5 separate regions of the Homo sapiens genome follow, and regions 2, 3, 4 and 5 are each linked to region 1. A link is a loop called in an ENCODE intact Hi-C map of the cell type or tissue named here. Cell type or tissue: mammary epithelial cell. All regions are shown on one strand. Links, peaks and the distances in the headings refer to the core of each region. The heading gives the core; the rest is flanking DNA.

Region 1 (6,205 bases), core at 853-5,852:
ATTTGGGGACAGGAATTGAAACCACTCAGTGAAATCTAGAAATTTCAGATTATAAATATGTGCTTTAAATATAAATAATATAGTATGCCATACTTCTTTTCCAAATGAGGTAAATCACTAAACTTAACTGAGCTGAAATAAATCTGAGGCTGGTGTAGCAATGTGTATAAATAACCGTGGTAAGATTACCAAAACACTGTTGAAATCTGGGTATCTTTGAGAGCTTTCTCAGTACCTGCACATGGGTAAGTTGAAATACTTCTATTTCTAACATACCTTTCAACTGACAGGTTAAACTGGTATATGCTGATGCCCACTTCCTGGCATGCATGCCATCCCAGACACCTCCATAAGCATGACCTTATGAGTCTCACAACCATCCACTGTCGTGGGTGTCACCCCAATCCTACAGATGAGGAGACTGAATCTGAGGGTGGCTCAGGTCACACAGCTGATCACTGGCAGAGCCAAGATATGGACCCAGGGCTTTACTCCAAGTCTGAGACATTTTGTAAGATAACCAGACTGCCTCCATGGCTCACACCTCTGACCAGAAAAGAGTTGACTAGCAATTTTTTTTTTTTTTTTTTTTTTTGAGACAGAGTCTCGTTCTGTCGCCCAGGCTGGAGTGCAGTGGCACAATCTCGGCTCACTGCAACCTCCACCTCCCAGGTTCAAGCCATTCCCCTACCTCAGCCTCCCAAGTAGCTGGGACTACAGGCACACGCCAACATGCCCAGCCAATTTTTTTTGTACTTTAGTAGAGACGGGGTTTCACCATGTTGGCCAGGATGGTCTCATCCATCGTGATCCACCTGCCTTGGTGATCCACCTCGTGATCCACCTGACCTCGTGATCCACCTGCCTTGGCCTTCCAAAGTACTGGGATTATAGGCATGAGCCACAGCACCCAGCCTATTTTTTCATTCTTGATCCAAGTTCCTGCAAATTCAGAAAACCTTCCTCTTATGCCAGTTAAGATTGCCCTGCTAGCATTTTCTTTCTATTTTCATTATTTATTATAACTATTTATGTCATTGAGGAGAAATTCGTTGTGTTCAGAAGACTGTACAGAACTCAAAATATTGCCCTACATGTATATACATAAATATACACACTTCAAAACTAAATATATAGACAATTTTTCAAATGCTTAAGGTTAAGAATCAGTTTTATGAAACAATGTAGAAATATCAACAGAGATTGAGACAAGTTGTGGGCTGCACTGTAGTTTATTATAGCAAAGATCAGCAACCTAAGAATGAGATAAGGAGGTTTAAAAAATTAAGGTGATTTCATCCACTGGAGTATGTGCAAACATTAAAATTAATTTTAAGCAATTTTGATGACAAGAAAATGCTGTGATATAAGGCAATTTTGTTAATAGGTATATGCATTTTCAAAAGCCCAAATCATTAAGTGATAATTTCAGAGTTTTAGGGTTTGGAGCAGTTTTTATGTATTAGTTTTAAAAATAATTTGAGTCTCCAGTATGTATGTAATACCACACTGAATATTATTAGAGTCTGTATTCGTTTCAGAGTCAAAACACTTACATTTGCTTGTCTATTAAGATGTTTTGATTTAATTTTATTTATTTTATTTTTGGGCTGTTATAATTTTTAAAACTTGTACTGAGAAAAACTAGATGGGAGATTTGGTTCTATTTCTTACTAGCTGTGTTTCTTTAGCCAAGGTTACTTCAATTCTAGGCTTCAGTTTCTACATCTGTAGAGCAAACAATACTTGTGATGGTTGTCATAGAGTTGGTAGGAGAATCAGATAGAATAATGTCTATGAAAGAGCACTGTAAACTGTAAAAAGCTGTATTAGGCCGGGTGCGGTGGCTCATGCCTGTAATCCCAGCACTTTGGGGGGCCGAGGCAGGTGGATCACCTGAGGTCAGGAATTTGAGACCAGCCTGGCCAAATACAAAAAATTACAAAAAATACAAATACAAAAAATTAGCTAGGTGTGGTGGTGGACACCTGTAATCCCAGCTACTCGGGAGGCTGAGGCGGAAGAATCACTTGAACCCAGGAGGCAGAGGCTGCAGTGAGCTGAGATCGCTCCACTGCACTCCAGCCTGGGTGACAGAGTGAGACTCCATCTCAAAAAAAAAAAAAAAAAAAAAGCTGTATTAAAATCAGGATGTGCAGATGTGCATGGTTATTATTTTTATTGACTTTTATGGCTCTCTTTCTGAACAAGTAAATGTCAGCTGAAGATGGAAACAAGTGTTGAAAACGATCTCTAATCATAACTAGTCATTGATATACTTTCTCACTGTGTGTCAGTGTGGCCCAGACCACTGCATATTCTTCATGATCTCTCACAAACTGTGAACGTAATAATATGCAACACCAAGTGCTTGCTGCAGGAAATATCCTTCAAAAATACAACTACCCCACTGTGAGTTTCATGCAGAGAGATAATATCACTGTAGGCCACCTCCTCAAAGCAACCAGCCCGAGCAGCCATGAGGATAGGCCATCAGGAAACTGATGGGGAGGGGAGGTCTGAGCCCTGGAAAAGTGCAGTACAAAGGTGTAGTCAACACTTACTAGGTAAGTGGCCTCTGAGGGCAATGCAGCCTCAAGTGAGTGAAACATCTCTACCATGCTATTAAATGCTGTTTAAGTAGATGTGATAAAAGCATTTTAAGATCCCCAAAGAAAGATACTAGTCTGAATAGCACGGATCATTATTTTTCCACACCTGCTTTGACCCTCTCTACAAGAAGGAGAGAACAAGAACAAGATAAAGGCAGTCAAGTCCCAGGAAGTGCCCCGAAATGACCTTTGCCTTCCTTTCCACCTGGGGCAATCATTCAGACCAGTTAGGCAAAGGATCTAAAATAACATCTTCCACAGCTGGCTTGGAAGAAAGTCAAGAATTTTCTTTTCCCTCCTTTCTTTATTCCCATTACTCACTCTCTAAGTCCTCAGCTTGTCTCCCCTTCCCCCTCTTCCTTCTTTCCTGGCTGTAATATGCTTGTCTCAATTCTAATAATACCAAATATAAGCAGCTGAATATTTTCAATAAATCAGCACTTCTCCAAAACTACTCAACAGCTTCAGCTTCTCTATAACCACACTTCTCATTCCCGCTCTCTTGTACTACTGTAGTCTATCACTTTCAAGATGAAAGAATCAGCTAGTCTTTCTCAGAACTCAGCACGTAGGCTTCAGGCATAAAGAAGCTGCCTGTGTGCAACTGGCTCCTGTAAGGAATACTATATTTCTTTCCAATGTAGCCCACATCATGTCATTTGGAAAAGGAGCCTCAGACCAGAGCTGATTTAGAGCTCTGTAAGTCACAGAAAAGTGCCAGGTCGTTTGCAGTATTAATATTATATGCATGTATTATACCCAGGATACTCACCACACCTAAGAGCGGAGGGAAGAATTGCAACAGGAACATCCAAACCTGCAGCTTTCCAGCCTATTATTCTTCTTGGTGAGACATAAACCTAAAAGAACTTCGGGGGCCTTGGTGATTTGTTTCCTAGGAACACCTTTAATTTCCTTTTGTAATTTCAGACAGCACAGCCACTTGAACTCTTCCATCACTGTCTCTAGCTCCTCCCATGCACATGCCTGCCTGGACCTGTACCTCTTTGACCACATCTTCAAGATGTCTCCACAATAATCCAACCTGGAGAAGTCCAGAGGGGTTGTTAGTCTGTGAGCACACACCCCCCTCTACTGGACAAAACATGAAGAAACATACATGCCTGGGAAAGGACCACAGAATTCTGGAACAGAAAGGAATGCCTAATTAACTGCCCTCGCTTTGTAAAACCCAGGCCTACAGAAGTGCCCCAAGTCACAGACTTATAACAGGGATAGGGGGCCAAGCACTGCATCTCTTTGCCTCCCACATCAGGCACCATCACTACATAGAACTGTGTGTCCCTCAACAGTTAACTCACAAGGAAGAGGGGATTATGCAACTGAGTTCATGGGGATCTTTAGGTTATGAGTTAGAACCCTCCCAAGGCACAGCCATCAACAAAGAAGGAGAGTGTGTGGTTGAAAGAACAGTGCGCTGGGAGTCAGGGACTTGGTCTCTAGTCCCAGTTCCAGCACCTACAGCCTCTGCGACTCTGAGCAAGACACAGTCCCTGAGCTTCTCAGAGATCAGTCTTCTGGTCTCTAAGGAACCTCTCACAATATGAACACAGATCTATGGTTCTCTGTAAATGGCTGGGCCAAAGAGTACGAACAGGGCCATAGAAACTGTAGAAGAAAGAGCATTAACTGGAGTGCTAGAGACCTGTTTCCTAATTCTGGCTCTGGTGCCCATTAGCTACTTGACCTAAGGAAAGTCACTCTCTGGAACTCTGGCTTAGAAATAGAGATGAGGCTAGATGACCTTCTCAACCCCACAGTTTCTGTAATTGTGGCTAATGATAACTGTAAGTATGAATGCTTTCTTCAAAGGATCCTAAAGCCACAGGGGCATGTTGATACATCTTTGGGACAATGGAAGGAACATTAACGTTTCTACCCGTTTTATAATAAATGTAACTAAGGGCAAATATATCAAACTATTTGCTCAGAGTTCAGAAAAGCACAATTAGGTGTGCCGACTTCCAACCTGTGCTATAGATGAAACATTAGTCCAGGATACTAAGATCAAACCACAAAGCTTTTATAAGCCATGCCAGCCATCTATAAAATGATAAGTAGACCTAATAAATTACAAAATTAGATAATTAATTCTACATCTCATTTTATTTTTTATTTATTTATTTTGAGGAAAGGTCTCACTCTCCCAGGCTGGAGTGCAGTGGCACAGTCATCGCTCACTGCAGCCTTGAACTCCCTCAGGTGATCTCCCACCTCAGTCTCCCAAGTAGCTGGGACTACAGGCACACAACACATGCCCAGCTAATTTTTTGTATTTTCTGTAGAGATAGGGTTTTGCCATGCTGGTCGGGCTGGTCTCAAACTCCTGGGCTCAAGTGATCTTCCTGTCTCGGCCTCTTAAAGAGCTGGGATTACAAGTGTGAGCCACTACACCCAGCCAATTTACAATTTTAAGTGGGATTATAGAAAATAACATAACAATTAAATAAAGAGACAAAACTGTGGCAAGGATGCCACTGGATGGCCCAGGGATGTCTCAGGAGGCAGTTGTGGGGGAGGATGCTGAGGTAACAGTTCCACCTCACCTCACCCCAAATTACCCAGTGAACAACCATCTAAATAAAAAGTGTGTGTTTGGCATGTAAATGCAGTTTCAAAACAAGTTCTCTAGCTGCCTCATCACCTCACCTTGCACCTGGCTGCTGCACTATGGGAGTTCTAGATCCGCTAGACATTAGGGGAAACAGTAGTCGATTGGGGTAGCCTCACAACCAACGTTTGGGCTGTGGGCCACAAAGTCAAGTGGAGAGCACCGAAAGGAGAAGAAAGAAAAGAACTATGATCCTACAAGTTGCTTAAGCTCTCTGACATTCAGCTATCTCACTTTTTCTGAAAAATTTAAAAATGGAAGGCCAGGTGCGGTGGCTCACGCCTATAATCCCAGCACTTTGGGAGGCCAAGGTGGGCAGATTACCTGAGGTCAGATGTTCAAGACCAGCCTGGCGAACATGGCAAAACCCCATCTCTACTAAAAGTACAAAATTTAGCCAGGCGTGGTGGCTTATGCCTGTAATCCCAGCTACTCAAGAGGCTGAAGCAGGAGAATCGCTTGAACCTGGAAGGTGGAGGTTGCAGTGAGCCAAGATCGTGCCACTGCACTCCAGCCTGGGTGACAGAGTGAGACTCCGTCTCAAAAATAAATAAATAAGTAGGAAAACATTTTGAGTTACAATGTTTCACAGCTAAAATAAAGGTAGCCTATACATGGGAAATATTTTGCTTTTTGAGTTTCTCCCTTCATATTATCTTCCAAAGCCCCGCTTTTTTTGGTCTCCCAAGGAATGTTTTTTAAGTGTCAAAATTCACACAAAATGTTTGACTTGCACTTTAGATGTTAAATATACAACTATTTGAGGATCTTGCGCTAGAAGGTTCTCTACATAAATTATTTTTTCAAAAGGCCAGTGTAACCTTTTGAGAGTCTTTATCATCTCACCCTTTTTCTGAAGTCCTGTTTTGTAAAAATGTGCCCTTAGAAATAAAGAGAATATTGATTTTGCAATGTTGGTACAAACTGGACAACAGCAGGAAGATCTCAAAATAAGATAAGC
Region 2 (6,205 bases), core at 388-5,387, 180 kb before region 1:
AGCTGCTGCACACAGGAAGCCTCCTGGGCTGAGGCATAACTCAGAGTCAGGCTGGGATACAGAAGGCAGATTTTTGAATTTCCAATGGTCTCAGGTTTCCTTTGCTTTTATCACAGTTGGTGAGCTTTGTAAGGTCCGTGTTTACAGCCATGCAAATTAGCCTCAGCTGGAGGGAAATCAGGTCAGGTCTAAATGAAATGAAGCTCTGGGTCAAAAGTATTTTATCAAAAATTGGAAGTGTGGCCATAGCACTGGGGTCCAGCCAGACTATCCTAGGAAGTAAGTGGACAGTTTTGTCTGGTGTAACCTGAGCTCCAGGCCTCTCGACCGTGGAAACTCTGCTAGGAGACGGAGGAAAAAATGGTGGAGGGCCACCCCAGCACAACGGGGGCTGGCCAGTTCCACCACTGGCTGCTGCCGCCAAATGCATTTCTGTTATGTAAGGACAACTGCAAAGAGAGAATACTGTATACCGGAAGGTGGGAACATTGTGGTTTGAGTCTGGTTTGCAGTATATCCCATGCCGCTCATTGACTAGGTAAAAATCTAAATTCACTGTTTCAATCTTACACACACTCAGTTTAAAAATGTATGTGGGAACGTATCCACATTCAGCTAAGTTCTGAGATTTTGCATCTGGAAAGCATATTTGCAAATTTTCACTCCAGATGCCATGTTAGGTATAGAAGTTAAGGTCAGAGGGGTTACATGACTGGACATACAACAACTACAACAACTAATAGTTACCTTCAAGACGAGATCTCTGGCTGCTAATTTCCACTGCAGTTTTCTCTATCATATTTCCAGTACTTCAATACCCCCACTACATAAAAAACTTGGTTTGTTTAAAAATAACTCTCCAATATATATACCTTACATTTGGGGGATTATTAAAATCAGAACAATTATTTCCTGAACCCCCATGTACCTATGGCTCATACAATATGCTACTGATGGTTTGAGACAGCTCTATCCATCTGATTAGGCCTGGATCTGAGCGCTAAGATATTGCTCAATGTGTAATACCCTCATCTATCTGCCTTCTAAAAATAAAATGAAAGTTGGCAGATCTTGAGTGTCTTCATCTGCAAAGAAGTCATGACCAGATCCTTGGAATTCATATAATTAAAGTTTATCTTTTGACAGATGAGAAACCTGAGATCGGAGAATTTAAAGGACTTGTTCGGGATTCGATATTTGGTTAGGGTCAGAGTCAGAATTAGAAATTATGTTTACTGACACCAAAGCTGGGCACTTTTTTCACTATACAATGACCAAAAAATAAAATTCAGTCTTGGCCAAGTGAATTTAAAGTCAGAACTTGCAGTTAAATGCAGACGAATGCCCATTTATCAAGTAATTAACAACACAAGGCTGGGCACGGAGGCTCACGCCTGTAATCCCAGCACTTTGGGAGGTCAAGGTGGGCGGATCACTTGAGGTCAGTAGTTGGAGACTAGCCTGGCCAACATGGTGAAACCCCATCTCTACTAAAAATACAAAAATTAGCCAGGCATGGTAGGTGTGCCTGTAGTCCCAGCTACTCTGGAGGCTGAGGCATGAGAATTGCTTGATGAACCTGAGAGGTGGAGGTTGCAGTGACTAGGCAACAGAGTGAGACTTTTTGTCTCAAAACAAACAAAAAAATAAGCTGTGGGGTTGTTGCTGGAAACATTCCTTTGCTCTTTAGAACTATGTGGTACTACGCAAGTTGCCCAACCCCTCTAAACTCCAGTTTTCTCATGTATAAAACAGGAACAATAATAGGAACCGTCTCACTGGGTTTTTGATCAAATTAGTTAATATATGACAGGCACTTAACCAAAATTCCTCATTTAGCAGTGGCACTACTAGTGATATCTTTATTTTTTAATCTCCACTTGAATGACATCAAATAAATCCAAGGTCATTGAGACTTCTCTGTTCATATTAAGCATGTGCCTGTGAGGGCATGTGCAGGGGCTGTTCTGACTATCACATACATGGGAGATGTGTGTATTTTGCAAAGCACTTACAAGTTCACCTTCAAAAGCATCCATGTGACCTGGACTTGCAACCGAAGTATACATATATGATCTTTCCCTATTCTTGTTACATCTTCACATACTTCTAGCTTGGAACTGAAGGCCAGAGGACTCACTATCACCATCAAGGTCCCAAGCACAGGCGCTCAGCCTCATCCTGTTGTCTAGCTCCAACCCCGTAACAGAATCTCAGAAAATGGCCTGGATTGAGGATAAATGAATGAGATTTGGGAAAATATAGGCGAGACTTCAAAACTTCCCTCAACGAGAAGATAAATATTTTTTAAAGCATAAATATTTAGAATGGTTCTCTCATAGCATATCCTGTACTTTTTTGTGTTTTCCAAACAGATAACCCCAAATCTATATTCAAATAAACTTTTGCTTTTCACTCTCTTCCGATATGGAAGATTTTAAAGATGTGTGTGCGTGTGCGTGTGTGTGTGTGTGTGCGTGCGCGCACGTGTCTGTGTGTGTGGTGAGAAAGGAATTCCAGAATCAGTCCCAAAGACGCTAACTCTAATATTCCATATATTTTTATACTGCAATCATTCATTCTAAGCACTGGAACCATGGCTACTAATGATTTTTTTTCTGCTAATACCTTCAAGTCTTTCTAATATGCAATTGACTCCCAATACTCTGTGTGGGTAATTTGCTGTGAAATTTGGCCTCATGGTCCACAATAGAGATATGAGAAGACTAAAGAGAGAGCTGGGGGCAGTTACTCTCTTCCAGGTTCCTGTTCTGGGGGTTCTAGGATCCATGCAACTTTTATCTTTGTATCTCAGCATTCTAAGGTGCCCTCTTGTGGTGTGGGGTAGGAAAAGAGCATCCTAAATGCAGCTGGCTGGAGACACAAATCCAGATCAAGTTACTGTTGAACAGCCAACAAGAGAAACATGGTTGAACTCCAAGAATAATACTCAGATGCAGCATTCTGAAAGAATCATTGATATTCATATTTGACAAGTCCTAACCACTCTTTTTTTTTTTTAAAAAAATAAGCAAATAAAATAAACGTACAACTTCTGGGGCTGTCTCATTTCCAAATAAAATTTACAAGGTGGAATTTTTGTAAACTGGTGCCTGTCATGGAGCTCCTGTTTCCTTTCAGTAAATGCGGCCAGTCAGGAGTCCTTAAACTGAAGAACAGGAAAGCCCTGATCATTCCAGATATCACTCAAGAAATCGGGACAGAGCGCTAGTTTAGGCCCCCAGGTCATATATTAGTACAATCAACACATGGGCAAGTTATTTCACTCACTTCTATAGATGATAATCCCTAACCCCATTGCTCAGTTGTCAACACGTGAAAAACGTAAAGGGGTAGACAAACCTATCACCACCCTCATATAAAAAAACTAACGCACATTCCTTACACCGAGGGAGCCCAGAGAAATTATCTTTGTACACCAAAGCTGAAATAATATAAACTTGGAAAGCAATAGGTTATGAAAACCCTATAAATTTATGTTCAGGCTTCCAAACAATGTTCTTCTTCCACCCTTCTCCCCTCCCCAATAAACTGAGACATAAAGTCTGGGATTTGAGAATTACAGCTATGATCCTTGCCAAAGTGACCAAATTACAATCAATGCTGAAGGCTTTTGGCACCACAAAATTTCAACAGACTAGTATCTGCTGAACCATCACAACCCCCTTCCCCCAAAGTGTTTGGGGAATAGCCATTATCTCATTAATTCTTAAGAAATATCTATTAAAAAGACAGAGACAGAGAGGGAGACGGGGAGAGAGGAATCCTTTTACATATCTTACAGAAGAGGAAACAAACAGAGATGATTTATAATTTAGTCAGATCATGGCATCTCAAAAAAGGAGGAATATTGGCAGATCATGCTGATTTTCAGAATGTCGTTGGGCAAGTTTAAAACACAATTGGAAAGTTTATCAGAGCAGTTCTTTTTTTTTTTTTTTTTTTTTTTTTTTACAGGAACCAGGAGAAAGAATCACAGACAATGAAGGTGGATTTCTGGCTCCTTGTCAAGGTGCTGACCTACCTTGCTCAGGAACAAATGTCACTTAGAGACAGTGTAAATATGACATATTGACAGGGGAAACTCTTTATCTTTCAGTGAAAAGAGACTATACAAACACGATATGTACTACTAGATGTCCGAATGTATCACTAACGGAAGTTGTGGGATACTTCCATGAATATCAACAAACAAGAATAATCTAGAGATTCCCATTTGCAAATAGTTTTAGGAATTGACACATTAATGCTTTAAGACCTTAAAAACCTTGGGAATCAAAGATGTTTAAGAATTTCTTTCCAAAGCTTTCACATTAGTTCATAAACTAAGAGATTAATGCAAAGAATACTTAACGTACTCTTATAATTTCATATTATACTTATAATAACCATATTAAGGGGGTGTTATTCCCAATTTCGTAGAGAAGAAATCAGTGTGAGAAGGTTAAATGACTTTTTCTGAATGTTACGAAAGAAAAAAATAAGAGATAGTAGCAAGTGGTGGTGGTTCCATTGACAGCTGGTATCTTGAGCTCTGGTTCTTAATTTGGTTACTGCCATGTTTGTCGTGGCAGAGTGGTCTAGTATCACAAATGAGAATGGCACCTATCTAAGTATGCAATATAAATTTGTAATAATTAGTAATAAATTTATTTTATTATAGCTAATATTTTAAATGGAATTGATAAGGTCAAAGAAAAACACCAGCTCCAAATCTATATATGCCTTTTGCTGGAGTTACATAGAAAGCACATCTTTTTACTCAAAGATTTGGCTTCCTATTGGAAGACTCTGAAGAAAACCATGGATAATTACACAATGTAGGAAATACTTTGGATATGCAGAAGTGTGGCTATATTTTGTTGATGTTTTTAATAATGGCTACTCTCATTCATAAACTTCAAATAAATCACCCGAATAAAAGTTGATACTATCACCAAGGTGGCAAGTTACCATTTAAATAAAGGGGAAATGCAGACACATGCTGATGAACAAGTGTTCATCATCATCAATGTCTTCCCAGTTAAAAGTGTACAAACCCCTACAAGTCACTTTATCTTTCTCGGTCTTAGTTTCTTATGTGCCATATGAGAGAAATAAGATGATGGGTAAGATTTCTTCTAATTCCTAGACTACATGATATTACAGAACAGGATCCCTGCCTAGTTTGAGAAGATATACATACATACATACATACATACATACATACATACATACATGCTTAAACAAGTGCCAGTGATATGAAATTTAAATACTATTTTAGTAGTTGAAGCTAGAAATTAGTATCTGAGTTCCACAGACTCTTGATCATTCTGTCCATTACTTCTGAAATACAAACGTGAAATGTGCTGAGGGATGAAGACCAGCTCTATTTAAGGGATATTCATGGCTGGGTGCAGTGGCTCACGCCTGTAATCCCAGCACTTTGGGAGGCCAAGGCAGGTGGATCACCTGAGGTCAGGAGTTTGAGACTGGCCTGGACAATGTGGTGAAAGCCCGTCTCTACTAAAAATATAAAAATTAGCTGGGCGTGATGGTGGGTGCCTGTAATCGTAGCTACTTGGGAGGCTGAGGCAGGACAATCGGCTTGAACCTGGGTGGTGGGGGTTGCAGTGAGCCGAGATCACACCATTGCACTCCAGCCTGGGCGACAACAGTGAAACACTGTCTCAAAAAAAAAAAAAAAAAAAAGACATTCATATTCACGTTTCAATGCTGGCTGAAGCCCTATAGCCAAGATTCAGAATTCTGGATTTTGAAATCCAGTAATGTACCCAGCACTTTCTCTTGTTCAGTCATTATAAAAAGACCTATCTGGCAAGTATCCTCCTGGTCTTCTCATATGGGAACCATTCCATGATCCAGCTGAAGGAGTTGGCCTTCAATGCTGAAACTCCTCAGCTGCTCACCACCTCTAAAACCACTTTCATTTTCAAGAGGAAAGAAAACAAACATCTGACTCTCAGAAGAGACCAAGGGATCCATCTTGATGTTGGAAATCTGGCCACAGGCATGGAGCAAAGATTATAGGAGGCAGGTTTGGAGTTTTCTGGCATCAATTCAGCTTGCTATTTTCTTTAAAACTTAAAACCTCAGCTCTAAGGTAGGACACAAAGCTCACTGAAAACTCTAAGCTGCATATTACCACAAAGCTCAGTAGACCCAATTTTTTGCCTCCACTTAC
Region 3 (6,205 bases), core at 496-5,495, 84 kb after region 1:
CGCTTGAACCCGGGAGGTGGAGGTTTCTGTGAGCCGAGATTGCGCCATTGCACTCTAGTCTGGGCAACAAGAGCGAAACTCTGTCTCAAAAAGAAAGAAAGAAAGAAAAAGAAAAACCAAAAACCCAGGAACTGTAGGTCAGTAATTACGGATTGCACTAGGGCTTAGACACTGAATATTTCTTTGGGATGGGGTGGGCAATATAGGGGGAATAATCTTATTGTGTTAAAAAAAAAAAAAAAAGCAGCCGGGTGCAGTGGCTCACACCTGTAATTCCAGCACTTTGGAAGGCAGAGGCAGGCGGATCATCTGAGGTCAGGAGTTCCAGACCAGCCTGGGCAACATAGCAAAACCCCATCTCTACTAAAAATGCAAAAATTAGCCAGGCATGGCAGCGCATGCCTGTAATCCCAGCTACTCAGGAGGCTGAGGCAGAAGAATTGCTTGAACCCCGGAGGTGGAAGTTGCAGTGAGCAGAGATTGTGCCACTGCACTCCAGCCTGGGTGACAGAGCGAGATTCTGTCTCAAAAAAAAAAAAGGGGGGGGGCATTTCCTAGGACCCTCCAGAAGCAGTGTTCTCATCCAGAGAGCCTGAGAAAATAGCCTCTCAATTAAGATTAATATCAGAGCACATAAAGAATAATGGTTTCATTAAATATTCAATTATAAGCCAAACTCCTTTTCTCTGGCTGGAAATACCTTCTCAATCTCACAAAGATTTTGACATTAGAGAGTAAAGGACAAGAAGTACAGACAAAACAAGCTTATAAGAATAGTATGTATAAGATTCCTGTCATCTTTGTGTGGGACAGAAAATCTAAGGAAAAGAGCTGGAAGTTGGGTTTTCATGTATTTTTATTTTTACCTTCAAATTAAGTCATAAAATATCTTACTTTAGTTGTCTGGGAAGATAATGTAGTTCATTCCCTTGACTTCGGACCCATTCCGGATATTTCTTCCAGTTTTCTATATCCAGTTGTCCCTGTTTCCATTTTTAGGCGAATGGTATATGATGTAAGATTAACCTTCTCAGCCACATTTATGTTTCTTTCTCTGCACCTCACATTTATCCATTATGTTTATAGAGATATGATTACACTGATTCACTTTAGACCTCTTATCCCGTGTTCTATTTTAAGGTTTCATACATACACAGTAACAACAGGAGTAAATTTCTATAACAAATTTACTCAAAGACTTCCTGTTCTTATTTTCTTTGCCTTTTATCTCCAAATAAATCAACCACTGTGTAGTTTTCATTTTGCTGGAGCTTAACATTAAACTCTGATCACTAGTAAAATATGTATACTCCTGACTGTGGATCTGTGGCTTCTTCCTATATCTCCCTTGAATTTGAACGAGGACTCAATATAATCGTGAATATCATCATGACATTAATTATGGCAAATATGTGTTAGAAACCAACTGTCTGCCAGATACTATGCTTACTGGATGCGAGAATCTGCCATGGGCCCTGAGCATCCCTGTATGTTCTTGCTATGAATGCTGAGCTCTGACCACTCTCAAGCCAGGCCTTTTCTCAAGGTTGTGTCTGTAGTAAGTAACCTTGAGGGATGAGGTAGTGGCTGCTCTTGGAGAAGAAGGAGGCTTTTGTCCTGACTACGCAGTACTTACCATAAAATAGTGACTCCTCAAGCTTAGTGTCCCTCTGCTGTAACTCAACCCACTGTGTGTGCAAGCATCTATCACAGGCCTCGTGTTGCCTCCTTAGGACTTAGCAGACAGAGAACCAGTGCAAATGAACATGAAGCCCTGGCTGCAAGTAATAAAGTCCTTTGTTTCTGCCCCAGAAGTCTCATGTCTTCTGCTGGTATCCTGTGGCAGGCTAACTTGTTAGCTTCTAAGTAGGATACAATTGCAGGAACGCCTCCACAGTTCCTGATCAAAATTTATACACTGATCATCACAACTAATTCTCACAAAGCCCTCGCGAGACCCTTATCTTCCACTTGTCCAAAGTTGTCAATACTCTACTGATGATACTTTCCTTCATTACTAAGTCTGGGTCCCATTGTCAGTTCTCTTATCAGCACCCTGAACTCCATATGCTTCCCCTGCAAACACCAGGTAAAACCCACAAAGATGATCCAATCCCAGTGAAACTTCTCCACACCTACACTGTTGAGAGTAGTCCTGTTATGTGTGGTCACTGAAATCCACAATATCCAGACTCAGCTGAGCCCTTAAACCATTTATGATTTTCTTTTGCTTGTCCTTGGGCAGTTCTTCCTCTCACTCATCTCAGATGCTTAAACTTCACTATCTTCTCTAACTCCTTGGCTCCAGTGTTGTATTTCACAGAAAGCATCGAGATTCCCAGGAAATAACTCCATCAACTCCCATTCACACAGCCCTTAAAGGTGTATCTATGTCCCCCTTCCCCACCAGGACCCCCTTCCTTAAGAACCCAAGCTGTTCAAATCAAATGTCCCCCTCAACCCCATGCTTTTGATCTACTCTCTGCCTGTTCATTTTCATTCAGCTTATGCTTGAATTCTCCTCAGCATAGAAACATTCTCAAGACTCCTAGCCTGAAAATAGAAACCTTTTCTCCAGACTACTCCCTTTGGAACTCTTTCCTCAATTCTTCCCTTTTCACAGCCAAGATTACTCCTCCCCACCTCTTCACTGTCCACTCACTGCTCTACCAGGCTTCCCACACTTTGTACCACAGAAGCACCCTGGAAAAACTCAACCAAGATCTCCTAACTACCCAGTCCAGTGGATCTCTTTCTTCTCCACACACCTAAGTCATAAGGATGAAGGGAGGGAAAGGTTAAAGGTGTAGAGGAGCAGAACTGGGTTGAGCTACCCAGGTTGAGGGACATAACCAGCTAGTGGTAACCTTGCAGGGAGCGGCCGTGAGAAGAAATGCCCTGATCTCACTCTCCTTCCTCCCTCTTACCTGGTGTTTGTGCTCCACCATGGATAAACTCAACTGACAGCAGGGGGCCCTGTTTATCCACTTCATACAAGCCAACCTCCAGGTCTGGAGAGAGCAGGGTGGAAAAGGGTGAGTGCTGGTTGGGAGAGCCAGTGTCTCCTAAATCTTATAATCCCTCGAAGCACACAGCACAGCACAGCACAGCACAGCACACTGTGTGGCACTGTGTGGGAAGATCTTAGCTATATATATCTATATCTATATCTATATCTATATCTATATATATGTATATGTATATTTTAAATCTTTAATAAACCATCTAAATTCTTGTCTTTAGAGACAAGAAGACAGCTGGTTGACTGTTAAACCTTGTCAATAGAGGGCACTAGAGAGACATTGCCTGAGGAAAGAGTTTTACTTCCCAGTTCCTAGCCTGCTACTCACAGACTCACTAAAGCCAGGTAATTACATAGCATGTCTATTTACCTCAAGACTATAGGCAGGAGGCACTAGATAAGTATTATAGCAGAATAACAATGGATTTCTAGTCTTAAATTCTATTATGAGAATTCAATATTTCAATAGGACTGTCTTGCATGCTTGACCTGGTGCCAGATCATTTGCAAACATAGTTTCTTTGACCTTGTCAAAATCAATTGACATTATGGCAGAGAATTGGTGCTCCTGGATCTTCTAAAAATGGTGCAACTTGTAAATAGCTTTGAGAATCACAACTCACTAAAAAGAATCTATTGAGAGTCCTATGCCATAAACCTTCCAATACAAACCATAAAAGAATATGAGATAGGTAAAATCTAAATCCTTTCATCAAAAATAAAACAATTACAAGCAACACAGTAAGTACAAAGTGACACATTCCATTCATTACAGATGAATGAATAAACAAAGTGTGGCAACTATACAATGAAATAGCATTTAGTCTTAAAAAAGAATAAAAGTTTGATCCATACTACAACATGAACTTTGAAAACATTACACCAAGTGAAATAAGCCAGACTCAAAAGGACACATATGGTATGAATCCACTTATGTGAGGTACCTAGAATACTCAAATTCATAGACACCGATAATAGAATAGTGGTTATCAGGGACTGGGTAGAGATGAGGTGGACAGGTGAATGAAGAATTATTGTTTAAAGGGTGCAGAGTTTCAGTTTGGAAAGATGAAAAAGTTCTGGAAATGGATAGTGGTAATTGTTGCACAACATTGTGAAAGTACTTAATGCCACTGAATTGTACACTTTCAAATGGTTAAGATGGCAAATCTTATAAGTTTGTAGATTTTTGAGTATCATCCTTTTATCTCTGGGAAGAAAGGCACAAAATAGTTCCGTAAGTCCAGAATTGTACTGTTTTACCCAATAGGTGGATTACCTACATGATTTAAGGTAGCAGTGTCCAACAGAAATATAAGCTACACGGCCAGGCACAGTGGCTCATGCCTGTAATCCCAGCACTTTGGGAGGCCGAGGTGGGCGGATCATCTGAGGTCAGGAGTTCAAGACCAGCCTGGCCAACATATAGTGAAACCTGGTCTCTACTAAAAATACAAAAATTAGCTGGGCGTAGTGGCACACACCTGTAGTCCCAGCTACTTGGGAAGCTGAGGCAGGAGAATCGCTTGAATCCGGGAGGCGGAGGTTGCAGTGAGCCAAGATCACACCACTGCATTCCAGCCTGGGCAAAAGAGCAAGACTCTGTCTCTCAAAAAAAAAAAGAAAAGAAATATAAGCTTCATATGTAGCTCTAAATTCCTTAGAAACTGCATTAAAAAGATAAACAGAAAAATAAAAACAAGTAAGGTTAATTTTGATTGTATATATTATTTAACCTAACATATCTCAAATATTAACACTTCAGCATATAGTGAATGAAAAATTATTAGTGTTTGACCCAATGGGAGAACAAAACTAAAAAGAAAATTCCTAGCGAGATATTTAACATTCTTTTATATCACAATAAGTCTTTGAAATCTGATGCTTTTATACCTACTACACTTCTCATTTTGGTCTAGCCACATGTTGTTATTGGCTACTGTACAGAACAGAACAGCCTTAAGGGCTTCAAACAAAGAGATCATGTATTAAATAGAAGTATTTTGAATAATTTGAGATTTGATCCTGCCAAACTAAACTTCATTTAATGAAGGGGATATAAAGTCTCTTAGAAAAGCAAATGCTAAGGGAATTTATCACCAGCAGACGGGACCTACAAAAAATGCTTAAAGGAGTTCCAAACACGGAAACAAAAGAATAATATTTGCTACCATAAAAGCACATGTAAATACAAAGTTAACTGATTCTATAAAGCAATTACACAATTGAGACTACAAAGCAACTAGCTAACAACACTATCACAGGAACAAAACATCACATGTCAATATTAACCTTGAATATAAATAGCCTAAATGCTCCACTTAAAAGACATAGAATGGCAAATTGGATTAAAAAAAAAATAAGACCCAAACTTCTGCTGCATTCAAGATACTTGCCTCACATGCATTGACACCCAAAGTCTAAAAGTAAAAGGATAGAAAAAAAGAATCTGTTATGCAAATGGAAAACAAAAAAGACCAGCTTTGCTATTCTTGTATCAGATAAATTAGACTTTAAACAAACAACAGTAAAAAAAGACAAAGAGGCCAGGCACGGTGGCTCACGCCTGTAATCCCAGCACTTTGGGAGGCCAAGGCGGGCGGATCACGAGGTCAGGAGATTGAGGCCATCCTGGCTAACACAGTGAAACCCCGTCTCTACTAAAAATACAAAAATATTAGCCGGCCGTGGTGGCAGGTGCCTGTAGTCCCAGCTACTCAGGAGGCTGAGGCAGGAGAATGTCATGAACCCAAGAGGCAGAGCTTGCAGTGAGCCAAGATCGTGCCACTGCACTCCAGCCTGGGTGACAGAGCAAGACTCCATCTCAAAAAAAAAAAAAAAAAAAAAAACAGACAAAGAAGGCCATCTTATAATGATAAATGGTTCAATTCAACAATAAATTTAACTATCCTAAATATGAATGCACCCGGCTGGGTGCAGTGACTCATGCCTGTAATCCCAGCACTTTTAGAGGCCAAGGCAGGTAGATCACTTGAGGTCAGGAGTTCAAGACCAGCCTGGCCAACATGGTGAAACCTCATCTCTACTAAAAATACAAAAATTAGTTGGGCGTGATTGTGTGCACCTGTAGTCCCATCTACTTGGGAGGCCTGAGGCAGGAGAATTGCTTGAACCTGGGAGGCGGAGGTTGCAGTTAGCTGAGATCACCCCACTGTACTCCAG
Region 4 (6,205 bases), core at 360-5,359, 290 kb before region 1:
CACACAGTGTTTTAATCTCAGAGTATATGTAGTGTGTCCCTGGAGAAGAAGTCTCATATATCCAAGGGAATCATTCCATTATTTTAAAGTAAGGCTTGTATTTCAGATTGATCCACCTGGAACATGTAATCAAAACTCATGAACTTTAATATAAATTCCAGATTCTGGTTTCTTATCTATATTTTTGGGAACATAACATTGGTAGATAAACTAATTGAAAAAAATATTTTCAATGTTGATTTAGAAATGGCTTTTAACTATTTCTACACATTCCATCACTCCATCTCAGAAGAAGCGGAGTAGAAAACTGCAGCAAATGGGACTTTATATTAAAGTCCTAGGAAATATATTCTGGCTGATGTGATGGTTCTTGTGTGTTTCAGTAGGCATGTAACATGTGAATCGCTTTGTGGAACTGGGTTCGTGAGGCTAGTATTTATGAAGCTGTATATTTCCTTCTGTGTAGTAACACAGAGAGTGATTCAGGAGAATGAGAAAATCCTGTTTCCTGGAAATACCATCCATCCTGAAGGAGTTACGAGAACCAGAACAGATATGTATTTTGCTATTTATCTCACACTTAAAGATTATACAATCCATTTTCCTAGGGCAAGCACAAATGGTCAGTTTTATAAATCTTGATGGACTAAGTCAAGTAAAAAAGCCCACTAGTTAAGAGTCCAGATATCGAGAGACACAAATCTGAGGAACGATCAATTAGGACACCGTGGTAGCTTGTCTCCAAGATGTCCATCATCAGCTCTTTCCTTCCCTGCATGTTTGTGCTGTTCTCTAGTTGAACGGTGGCGTCTATTCACTCCCTTAAAACTGGACTGGACTGTGACTTCTCTGAACAACAGTGACGTGATGTTTCATTCCCAGTGTTTGAGAGGATAGGAAATTTCTAATTTCTTTTCCTTGGAACATTTGCTCAGGAAAAAGCCAGTAACTATGTAAGAAGGCTAACTACTGCGAGACCACCATGCTATGAGAAAGCGCAAGCCATGTGGAGTGACTGCACGGGCTCTCAGAGATGCCCAGCCAAGCCCCACCCTCCATCCACCCGAGCCGAGGCTCTGCAGCCTACAGATGATTTCAATTCCAGCCATAATCTAACTCCAACTTCACAGGAGACCTGAAGCAAGAACTAGCCAGTTAAGTCTAATCAACTCATTAAACTGTGAGAGATAGGCATACATTGTTGTAGCCTACTAAGTTTTGAGATGGTTGGTTATGCACTGTGGATTCCTATTACCAATCGGCTATAATTATAAAATATCCACTGGCAAATATAAGTTCCAGAGGCAAAGACTGTGTTCCTTTTGCTCATCATTGTATTCATAACATGCAGCACAGTGCCTAGAACACAGAAAGCCCTAAACTAATAATACGTAAAAGTTTGAAAAAGTTTATCTGTACTAGTATGAAAGAAAGACCCATAGTCAAACGGCTGACATTTTTTAGCAAGTTTGATGGGCACAATAACCTTATGGTGGTGGTATTACTACCTCTGTCTTTGAGATGAGGGAACCTCAGCTTTTTTTTTTTTTTTTGAGGAAGTAAGCTTCCCAAGCTCAGAAAGGTAGGGGAGAGGGCCAGGCATGGTGGCTCACACCTGTAATCCTAACACTTTGGGAGGCCAAGGCGGGCAGATCACCTGAGGTCGGGAGATCGGGGCCATCCTGGCCAACATGGAGAAACCCTGTCTCTACTAAAAATACAAGAAATTAGCCGGGCATGGTGGCACATGCCTGTAATCCCAGCTACTTGGGAGGCTGAGCCAGGAGAATCGCTTGAACTCAGGAAGCAGAGGTTGTGGTGAGCCGAGATCACACCATTGCACTCTAGCCTGGGCAACAAGAGCGAAACTCTGTCTCAAAAAGAGAAAAAAAAAAAAAGAAAGAAAGGTAGGGGAGAGATTTGAACTCAGATTTGTGCAATTCTAAAGCCAGCCTGTTTATTATAGTCTCCCAGGAGACTACAACAGAAACAATGAGAAAACAATTTGAAAGAGATGCAAAACCCACCCCTTGAATCTTACCCAGGACTATGGAGCTCCATTAATTGCTGTCAACACGCTGGAACCTATTTCACATGAAGCTCAGACCAATTACAATTAATGCCACAGTCATGACTACAAACTAGAAACCAATGCCAGAGGAAGCTTAAGTTAAAGAAAGCAACGATCACGCACATATATTATGTTAGCAATTAGGCTTAATCCTAGAATCGTGAAGCCAAAGAGAATATATTAAAGAGAGAACAGTGCCCTCCTGGGAAGAAGAGCAATTTCAAATAGACTTTTTAGTGGCTTTCTACATTACTTACTTGAATATATTATGCTCCCCTAGAATTACTATATTACAATTACTCACGCCACATTTTATTTATTTCAGCAAGGAAATGGGATGGTGCAATGAGCTCAGTGGGCAGACGGTTTGGTTATTTCAATGAATAATTTGAATGTCAACAAGTTGGTGGATGCTAAGATGAAAGGGGAAGTAGTAAATAGCAAAGGTCTCAATGCCTGACTCTGAGATGGAGTAAGGATGAGCTATCAGGACTGGCACTTCACTTCTAAATGTTGAGCACTCAGGTTTTGCTAAATTTATAAAAGCACATGAACTAACTAACATCGCATATTTCCTTAACGAGAAGACCAGTTTATCTCTGTTTAAAACAGTTCTGATCTACTCAAATACACATTTTTAATTTTCACTGAAAAATGTTATAAATAAATCAAAATTTAAATAAAAAAACTGGGAGGGAAAGGTAGATCTACTTCTCAATTCAGAAGATTAATAAAAGGATTAAGGAATTAAATAATCACATTCTCTAGCCTCAGCTCACGACTTTTTCAAGGCTCAGTTTCTCAATAAATGGAAAAGCAAATTCTCATTATTCTCCCAATCTGTTTGAAAGCAGAGCTGGGGTGTTACAGTGATTAACAGTTATCAAGGCCCATTAAAGTTGTTAATTATAGTGGCGTTCACTATCTTTTTCCATCATTTTTAGCTATTGAGACAGGGTCTTTGTGGATCCCAAGGATCATGTGTTTGCAGTTCAATTCAGCAGCCACTAGGTGGTAATATTGTTGATTTTGGTAGCCATGAAGTGTGATCTATCAGACCTGCCCTCTTAAATGGAATTATGTACATCCCTTATATCATCAAGATGTAATTATAGAAATAATTATACTTTAAAATATGTAAAATATTTTAATTGTGAAAAATATAATCCCTTATAAAAGTTCCATGCATATCTGGTACCTTTTAAACTTATGCTAATTCTACTTACCTTTTATTCTAATTATACACATGACTATCTTCAAATTATACATATAACAAAAATAAAGTGTCTGGTCTTAACAGAAATCCAGCTTATATTCATTGCTTCTGGCTTATTTTTAGAAGAGATGAAAAAGATGCACATAACTTTCCTTCTAAAATTATGGCCGTCCTCTGTAGTAAATAATTATTTGCCACTTGAACTTGGAACCACTGCTATTCGCACCATTGGGTAAGTAAAATTTCTGTGATTAACTTTCTGAGACCCACTGTCTGAAGCATCTGATAAGATTTGACAAAATCACGTAACAACAGCAGCGGCTGATATACATAGTGCCAGGTTCTGAGCTAACTGCTCCACATACATTAGTCCTGCGTTCCTACTAGAGCTGCCACAACTCATTTAAGGCCAAATGAACTCAGCAGAAGAAACATACCCGTATTATTTGAAGGAATGAAAAGATCTTTCCAGAATTGGACATTGTCTGCGAAACTATGTATTATATAACATGTATTATGCACAATAACTCCCAGAAGGCAATACAGGTGTTAAGCTCTTTCATTATGAAGAAGACAATAACTGTATAAATCAAAGAGAAGTCTTGTGATAGCATCTTTGATCAATCACTGATGAAAACCTTGCCATAGTTGTCAAGAATCCAAAGAGAAAGTGGTGGCTAGGCCAATAATTACGTGAGGCAATTTATCATGAGAACAACCATTATGCAAGATGCAGAGCTCAATACTGATTCCATAAAATACTTAAATACTTGTCACTGCAATTCTTTACTAATTACAATGGAAACTTTGTTGTTATTGTTGGGAAAGGTAAAAGAGGACCTCTATTAAGACCTCAGAAAAGGAATCTTTGAGGTTAAGCTGTTACCCAAGGTTAAGGCAAATCTACTATTCTGATACTTTTCTCCTTTAGATGATGAAACAAATATGCTTATTTCTATTTACCCCTAGGGTCCTGGGACTCAAAAGAAACCAAGTGGTTCTCTAAGTTAGTAGGATGGCACAGTAACAACGCTGGGATTGAGCTCACCCTGACCCTGAGTAAGTTACCAAGACCCTCAGACTCAGTTTTCTTATCTGGAAAGTTAGGAATGAAAAAAATCAGTTTCAAAGGATTGCTGCAAAATTAAATGAAGTGCTATGCACCTGTTGAAGTCAAGTATAGCATGCTCCCCAATCACCCCCCAACACACACACCAGAACTAACAATTCAGGAAGGAAATTTTCAGTATATTGGTGTTTCTCACAGAGGGTCAAAGTGGGACAATAAGAATGCCTTAAATGTAACACATTGTATTTATTAAAGCTTTATAGTTTATATGGTGGTTTCCCATGTATGTTATCTAATTTCATCTTCATAATGACACTGTGTACTAGATATTACTATTCCCATTTTACAGACAAGAAAAAAAAAAAGGCCCCAAGAACTTAAAATCCTTTGCAAAATCACATAGAAAGGTTAAGTGGTGAACCCAGTGTTCAAACCTAGGTCTTCTGACTTCAAGCACAAAGCTCTCTCACTACATTCAGATCACTTAAAAACACAACATTTTATTGTGCCTATCGTTAATAAGACTGTATTGCACACTTAAGAATTTGTTAAAGAGGGTAGAATTCATGCTAAGTATTCTTACTAAAATAATAAAAGTTGTATGTATGTAGAAAAAAGTATTGCTTAATCTAATTAAACTAAACAGCTTCTGCACAACAAAAGAAACTAGCATCAGAGTGAACAGGCAACCTACAGAATGGGAGAAAATTTTTGCAATCTACCCATATGACAAAGGCCTAGTATCCAGAATCTATAAGGAACTTAAATTTACAAGAAACAACCCCATCAAAAAGTGGGCAAAGGAGATGAACAAACACTTCTCAAGACATTTATGCGGCCAACAAACATGAAAAAAAGTTCAACATCACTGATCATTAGAGAAATGCAAATCAAAACCACAATGAGATACCATCTCCCACCAGTCAGAATGGCGATTAAAAAGTCAAGAAACAATAGATGCTGGTGAGGCTGCAGAGAAACAGGAATGCTTTTACACTGTTGGTGGGAATGTAAATTAGTTCAACCATTGTGGAAGACAGTGTGGCGATTCCTCAAGGATCTAGAACCATAAATGCCATTTGACCCAGCAATCCCATTACTGGTATATACCCAAAGGATTATAAATCATTCTGCTATAGAGATGCATGCACACGTATGTTTATTGCAGCACTATTTACGATAGCAAAGACTTGGAACCAACCCAAATGCCCATTGATGATAGACTGGATAAAGAAAATGTGGTACATATATACCATGGAATACTATGCAACCATAAAAAAGGATGAGTTCATGTCCTCCTAGTTTTTCCAAAACAAACTAATGAAATGTGAAAAGGGTGAATTCACAAGGGGCTATACATAGAAAGAAAGAGCCTGACTGACTTGGCTCCATCCTCTACTTCTACCTGGGGACATTTCCAATCATCAGAAAGAGGTTAATGCAATTGCAGCTCCAGAGTCTCATCAAACTATCTTGGATTCTGCCATGATGAAAGGGAAATGAGGAGATTACCCAATAACACCATCATGAGGTTGTCCTTAGTAATACTTCAATTCTTACATGGTTGAGGGCCTACTCAAAGTTGTAAAAATCAGTTTAAGGTATAGTCCCCTGTTCTACCAAAGCAAGCAAATAAACTGGTTCCATAACGTTGAAAAGATGTAGGGGTGTGTGTGTGTGTATGTGTGTGTGTGTGTGTAAATATCTGCTGCTGCTCTAGGAAAGACCCTGTAAGAGTTAATGATACTTATCTGACAAATAATATCTTACCTCCAAACCCAACCACTACCATCTCTCTTCCACTAGCATGTAGTTCTGAGACAGTGTTTAAAAACAGAAGACAAGGCTG
Region 5 (6,205 bases), core at 416-5,415, 110 kb before region 1:
GAATTGGTGTGTTCTTGGTCTCACTGACTTCAAGAATGAAGCTGCGGACCCTTGCCATGACTGTTACGGTTCTTAAAGGTGGCGTGTCCGGAGTTTGTTCCCTCTGATGTTCGGATGTGTTCGGAGTTTCTCCCTTCTGGTGGGCTGGTGGTCTCGCTGGCTTCAGTGAATCTGCATACCTTCGCGGTTGAGTGTTACAGCTCTTAAGGCAGCACGTCTGGAGTTGTTCGATCCTCCGGTGGGTTCGTAGTCTCACTGGCTCAGGAGTGAAGCTGCAGACCTTCCTGGTGAGTGTTACAGCTCATAAAGACAATGTGGGCCCAAAGGAGTGAGCAGCAGCAAGATTTATTGCAGAGTTAAAGAACAAAGCTTCCACCATGCGGAAGAGGACCTGAGCGGGTTACCACTGCTGGCTCCGGCAGCCTGCTTTTATTCTCTTACCTGGCCCCACCCACATCCTGCTCATTGGTCCATTTTACAGAGAGCTGATTGGTCTGTTTTACAGAGAGCTGATTGGTCTGTTTTGACAGGGTGCTGATTGGTGCATTCACAATCCCTGAGCTAGACACAAAAGTTCTCCACCTCCCCACTAGATTAGCTAGATACAGAGTGTCCATTGGTGTATTTACAAACCCTGAGCGGGACACAGAGTGCTGATTGGTGCATTTACAAACCTTGAGCTAGATACAGAGTGCCAATTGGTGCATTCACAATCCCTTAGCCAGACATAAAGATTCTCCAAGACCCCACCAGACTCAGGAGCCCAGCTGGCTTCACCCAGTGGATCCTGCACCGGGGCCGCAGGTGGAGCTGCCTGCCAGTCCCACGCCGTGCGACTCCTCAGCCCTTGGGCGGTCGATGGGACCGGGCGCCCTGGAGTAGGGGGCGGCGCTTGTCGGGGAGGCTCTGGCAGCGCAGAAGCCCGGGGCGGTGCGAAACTCAGGCATGGCGAGCTGGAGGTCCCGAGCCCTGCCCTGCAAGGAGGCAGCTAAGCCCCGGGGACAAATCGAGCGCAGCACCAGTGGGCCAGCACTGCTGGGAGACCCGGCGCACCCTCCGCAGCTGCTTGCCTGAGTGCTAAGCCCCTCACTGCCCGCGGCAGGGCCGGCAGGCCACTCGGAGTGCGGGGCCCGCCAAGCCCATGCCCACTCGGACCTCTAGCTGGCCCGCAAGCACCGCGTGCAGCCCTGGTTCCCGTCCGTGCCTCTCCCTCCACACCTCCCCGCAAGCGGAGGGAGCCGGCTCCGGCCTCAGCCAGCCCAGAGAAGGGCTCCCACGGGTGCAGTGGTGGGCTGAAGGGCTCAAGTGTGGCCAGAATGGGCGCCAAGGCCGAGGAGGCACCGAGAGCGAGCGAGGGCTGCCAGCATGCTGTCACCTCTCACTATGCTTTCTAGTAAACCAGGAAATGTGTTTCCCTGAGCTCTGTGAGCAACTCCAGCAAAGTAACCAAATCTAAAGAGGCTGGGGGTTGTGAGAACCCCTACTTGAAGTTGGTCAGTCAGAAGGTCTGGAAGCTCAGACTTGTCACTGGCATCCGAAAGGGGGGCAGTCTTGCAGGACGGAGCCCTCAACTTGTGGTATCAAATACTATCGCCAGGTAAACAGTGTCACTATTGAATTGGGGAATACCCAGCTGCTAGTGTCCACTACAGAACTGACTGCTTGGGAAACCGACCCCCCCAACCCCCCCACCAGATTCGGTCACTATAAGACTATGTGGCCAGGCGCGGTGGCTCATGCCTGTAATCCCAGCATTTGGGGAGGCCGAGGTGGGTGGATGACTGGAGGTCAAGAGCTCCAGACCAGCCTGACCAACATGGTGAAACCCCGTCTCTACTAAAATACAAAAAGTAGCCGGGCGTGGTGGCAGGTGCCTGTAATCCTGGCTACTCAGGAGGCTGAAGCAGGAGAACTGCTTGAACCCAGGAGGTGGAGAGTTGAGGTCACGCCATTGCACTCCAGCCTGGGAGACAAGAGCGAAACTCCGTCTCAAAAAAAAAAAAAAAAAAGACACTATGCTTAGTTAGCCTCTTTCATGCATGTGCTCAGTGTCTCCGTGTGCCAGGCACTGAACTAAGCATTGTGTATATAAAAGAAACAGCACACATTTCCAACCTTAAAAGGCTTTCAGGATGTGCATCTTTGAAATATCTAAGAACTTTTGGCATTTATATTCCAGTATTAGCCCTTTAAGCCTGTGTTTTCTTAAAAGACTTTATTGTATTTCATTTGATCATTTTATATATGTTAATGTGAACGACTGGAACTTTAACAAATATTTAATCTGCTTTCACCTCTTTCTTTTTGGGCAATGGAGAATACTTCCTATGGCTTTAAGCCTTGGCCATATGACTTGTTTTGGCTAGTGGAATATAAGCTGACGTGATGTAAGGAGGGATTTAAATTTAATTGCATAGTTTGACTTGCCTCCGGTACTCCTGCTATTTCATGTAATTAAAACATATTCTGGGTGGCTACAACTCACTCAGCCTGGGTCCCAGAGAAAGATACATGGTGCAGACTTAAACCCTAGCCACAGTCAGCAGTCAAGAACAGCCTGAAAAAGCCCAAACCAGCTCAGCTGAACCTTAGTTGACCTTTACACCTATGCTAACAAATGCTTGTTACCGAAAGCTGCTGAATTTTAGCATGGTTTGTTACACAGCATTATTACAGCAATAGCTGATGAATACACTTGGTAAGTTTTCAGTCAAGTTAACAATTTAGAGACTCATAGCATTTTGGATGCTTCCAGCAACTGGGGTGGAGTCTCACCAACTTCTCTCTCTCTCTATGCATACACACACACACACACAGAGAAAAAGGTTTAAGGAAAGAGGATAAAATGGGAGACATGAATAGGCTTATATTGTTTAATACTCAAAAAATTAGTTCAGGACAGATATTGAGTCTTTATGTTCTGGGATGATGATATAAAAGAGGTACAAAAAGTCAGGAAATTCGTGGCTATATCTCTGACTTTTACCTGTATTGAAAAGGTATGTATTCAAGGCCTGAGACCATTTGATGGACACCTTACCATGGAGAAAACTGTCATTAAGTCCAATTCTAGCTGCCAATCCTGGGATAACCTGCCTTCTACCCTGTTCTTTTCTGTTACCCTTGTTTTATGTTCTATCATAATAGAGGTGCTAAGCAGTTTAAAATTCCATGAATATATGGTCCCTAAAACTTACAATCTCCTTTCTACCTATGTGGTTTTTAAAAATCATAGTCAACAACAGTTAAATAATGGCCACAAAACAAATCTTCTAGAAAAGGCACACACTTAACTAGAATAAAATTTCAACTACAATTGAAAGTAACCAACTCCTGTCACTAGGTGGCAGTCACAATAAAGTCATCCCTTGGTGGGAGGGATTGGTTCCAGGACCTGAGGATACTAAAATCCGTGAGTCCTTATATATAAATGGTGTAGCATTTGTGTATAACCTATGCATATCCTACTAAATCACCTCTAGATTACTTATAATAAATACCTAATACAACGTCAATGCTATGTAAATACTTATCTTTTTTATTTGTATGATGTTTTGGTATTTTTTTCCCAAATGTTTCCAATCTGAGGCTAGTTGGATTTGCAAATGCAGAATCCGAGAATACAGATGGTCAATTGTACTTCATACTGAAACTCGAAGTTTGCTATCAAGTGCCACAGCAAGACTTGAAGGATTGGGTATGGAGGGGAGGCTGGGGAGAGACAAGGATGAGCCAAACTGAAACAACCACTTTTCCTTGATTTGAAAAGTGGACTAGTATGGATATGGTAACTAGCTGAGAAATATCAGAACAAATAAGAGGAACTTCCAATCTGATGTTACTAAAAAAGTTAAAAGTGTCCCAACAGACCTCCAGTTGTTAAAGGTTCACATTTTTTAGCTCCCTCCTAAGCCTATGTAACAATGAAAATTATAACATAAAGCAAGTAAAAGACACAGACAAGTACCAAAGCAGAATTACGTATTTCAGAAATAGAAATGGGACAAACCAGTAAGTGGCACTTCAGGCCTGAAGCTCTGGCCTGCTGTGCCCCAGTTCCTCTGGCAGGCAGGGCAGGCAGGACATCCTGGAGTCAAGTTACTGCAGAGTAACAGGGACTGACAGCACTAACGTGGGGCAGGAAGCCAGGCCCAGACTTGTTGCCTAGAAAAAGGGACTGAGACACAGCTGTAGTTCCCAGATGGGAAAGGGAAGTTGGAAGAGGTTGTCAACTGCTGCCTGGGGGTCTTGGCTGGGGCACAGTGGCTCCAGCCTGTAATCCCTGTGTTTTGGGTGGCAGAGGGTGGGAGGATCTCCTGAGGCCAGAAGTTCTAGGTGGAAGTGAGCTATGATCGCACCACTGCACTCCAGCCTGGGTGACAGAGCAAGACCCTGATCCCCCTCCCCCACCCAAAAAAAAAAAAAAAAAAGAAAAAAAAGACCAAACCTCAAATCCATCTATCCCTGTCACCAGCCGACTAAATCTGCAACATTCACATACCACCTCAGGCTAGTGAACCCAATACGCTATTATAAGAGCGACTTAGTCTGGGGGTCTTACCTGGTAAGACAACTGCAAAACAAATAAGGGTAAAGGGGAAGGGGAGGGGGAAACTTAAAAAAAAAATCATCCTATAGATCACGAGCCTTCAAGCCAAACTTTCAAAACATAAGAAGAAACCTAAGCATCGAGATAGATAACACAATCAACAATTGAAACATGACATCACCCAATGCAAATTTAAATCTTAAACATATGAAAATATTTTAGTAATGTTTAGAATCCTTACCAAAATAAAGGCAAGAATAATAATCATCATAAACAATAATGATAGTAGCAACACACTAAGAGACAAGAAACAATAGTAGGTGATTGTAAAATTCTGATATATTAGAAACAAAATACTCAACAGACATTGAAATAAAAGGTGCAAAAGCTTAATAAACTCAGGTACAGTCAAGGAAGGAGTTTGTGAGTAAAAGATACTGAATAATTAATTGAAAGTGCAGCATGGTGCAAGAAAGGATAATAGGAAAGAGCAAATACTGAAGAGACCCTGGCATTGACACAGTGATAGAAAAAAATACCAAAAAATAGAGTACAAAAGGAAGCATATAAATAAAGCCAAGCAACATATGGAAACATAATACGTGATTTGAGGTTGCATTGAAATTTGTGGGGGAGGGATAGACTATTTTTTTAAAGCCACATTTAAGAAAAATATTCATACTTCAAAACCATTCACAAGAATCACTTTTAGTGATTCAGCTATATTAAAATATACCAGAATCGTGTCTGTTGAAAGATGGCAGGAGAAACTGATAAGCCACATAAATGGAGAAGACATTTGCAAAGCATATAACCAATAAAATGTTAGCATCCAGAATAAAGAAATCCTATAAATAAATAAAAAGGATAGCAACCATTAGAAAAATGAACAAAAGGACAGTAAATTTATGGAAGATAAACTCCAAATGGCTAATAAACATATAAACATACAAAAAGACACAATCTCACTTGTCCTCAGGACAGCGCAAATTAAAACTACAGGGAATACTATTTCACACCTATCAGATTTTTTTTTTTTTTTTTTTTTTTTTTTTTTTTTTTTTTTGAGATGTGGAGTCTCGCTCTGTCGCCCAGGCTGGAGTGCAGTGACGTGATCTCGGCTCACTGCAAGCTCCGCCTACTGGGTTCATGCCATTCTCCTGCCTCAGCGTCCTGAGTAGCCAGGACTACAGGCGTCCGCCACCACGCCTGGCTAATTTTTTGTATTTTTAGTAGAGACGGGGTTTCACCGTGTTAGCCAGGATGGTCTCGATTTCCTGACCTCGCAATCCGCCCACCTCGGCCTCCCAAAGTGCTGGGATTACAGGTGTGAGCCACCACGCCTGGCCCAGATTTAAAAATATTAATTAGTCTGCTAATACTAACTGCTGGTGAGAATGCATTAGAATTCCACACATTGTTGATGGGAGCATTAACTGCAACAATCACTTTAGAGAACATTTTGACAATATCTACCAAATGTAAAGGCGCACATAAGTAAAATCAGAAATTCTACTCTAATGTTCATCCTCTAGTGAAGCATTTACACATTAATACAAATATTAAAAAGAACACTATGGAACCATTGTTTCTAACAGTGAAAAATAGGAATAAACTTAAATTTCCATCACCAGCACTACAGACAAGCAATTAAGA

Evidence for each region. A loop is a pair of places that touch in the nucleus more often than their neighbours do. Peaks named below come from ENCODE experiments on the same cell type or tissue, not always from the same donor. Only the 100,000 strongest peaks of a DNase experiment are listed, where the experiment ranks them.
Region 2: a loop joins it to region 1, with 4 times the contacts of the local background. A loop is called at or near these places in 2 of 110 quality-filtered maps.
Region 3: it touches region 1 in a loop (2.9-fold over the local background); 7 of 110 quality-filtered maps call a loop at or near these places.
Region 4: a loop joins it to region 1, with 20 times the contacts of the local background. A loop is called at or near these places in 6 of 110 quality-filtered maps.
Region 5: a loop joins it to region 1, with 9 times the contacts of the local background. A loop is called at or near these places in 55 of 110 quality-filtered maps.

What each region holds. Positions count from the first base shown.
Region 1 is chr15:33,129,216-33,135,420 of GRCh38, forward strand. All of the region lies in intron 4 of FMN1 (formin 1), which reads right to left. Among named protein-coding and RNA genes, the nearest start is that of FMN1, 62 kb to the right of the region's middle. In mammary epithelial cell, for the core only: a CTCF peak has its summit at 3,704 (motif pointing left); DNase peaks (open chromatin) are centred at 2,886 and 3,646; H3K27ac peaks cover 681 bases.
Region 2 is chr15:32,953,352-32,959,556 of GRCh38, forward strand. The region is part of intron 9 of FMN1 (formin 1); the gene reads right to left. Among named protein-coding and RNA genes, the nearest start is that of GREM1-AS1, 240 kb to the left of the region's middle. In mammary epithelial cell, for the core only: a CTCF peak has its summit at 2,832 (motif pointing left); no DNase peak of the experiment used is centred there.
Region 3 is chr15:33,213,168-33,219,372 of GRCh38, forward strand. No RefSeq gene overlaps it. Among named protein-coding and RNA genes, the nearest start is that of FMN1, 22 kb to the left of the region's middle. In mammary epithelial cell, for the core only: a CTCF peak has its summit at 3,287 (motif pointing right); no DNase peak of the experiment used is centred there.
Region 4 is chr15:32,841,251-32,847,455 of GRCh38, forward strand. The region is part of intron 17 of FMN1 (formin 1); the gene reads right to left. Among named protein-coding and RNA genes, the nearest start is that of GREM1-AS1, 130 kb to the left of the region's middle. In mammary epithelial cell, for the core only: a CTCF peak has its summit at 3,080 (motif pointing right); no DNase peak of the experiment used is centred there.
Region 5 is chr15:33,018,648-33,024,852 of GRCh38, forward strand. All of the region lies in intron 6 of FMN1 (formin 1), which reads right to left. Among named protein-coding and RNA genes, the nearest start is that of FMN1, 170 kb to the right of the region's middle. In mammary epithelial cell, for the core only: a CTCF peak has its summit at 3,329 (motif pointing right); DNase peaks (open chromatin) are centred at 3,364 and 4,134; H3K27ac peaks cover 978 bases.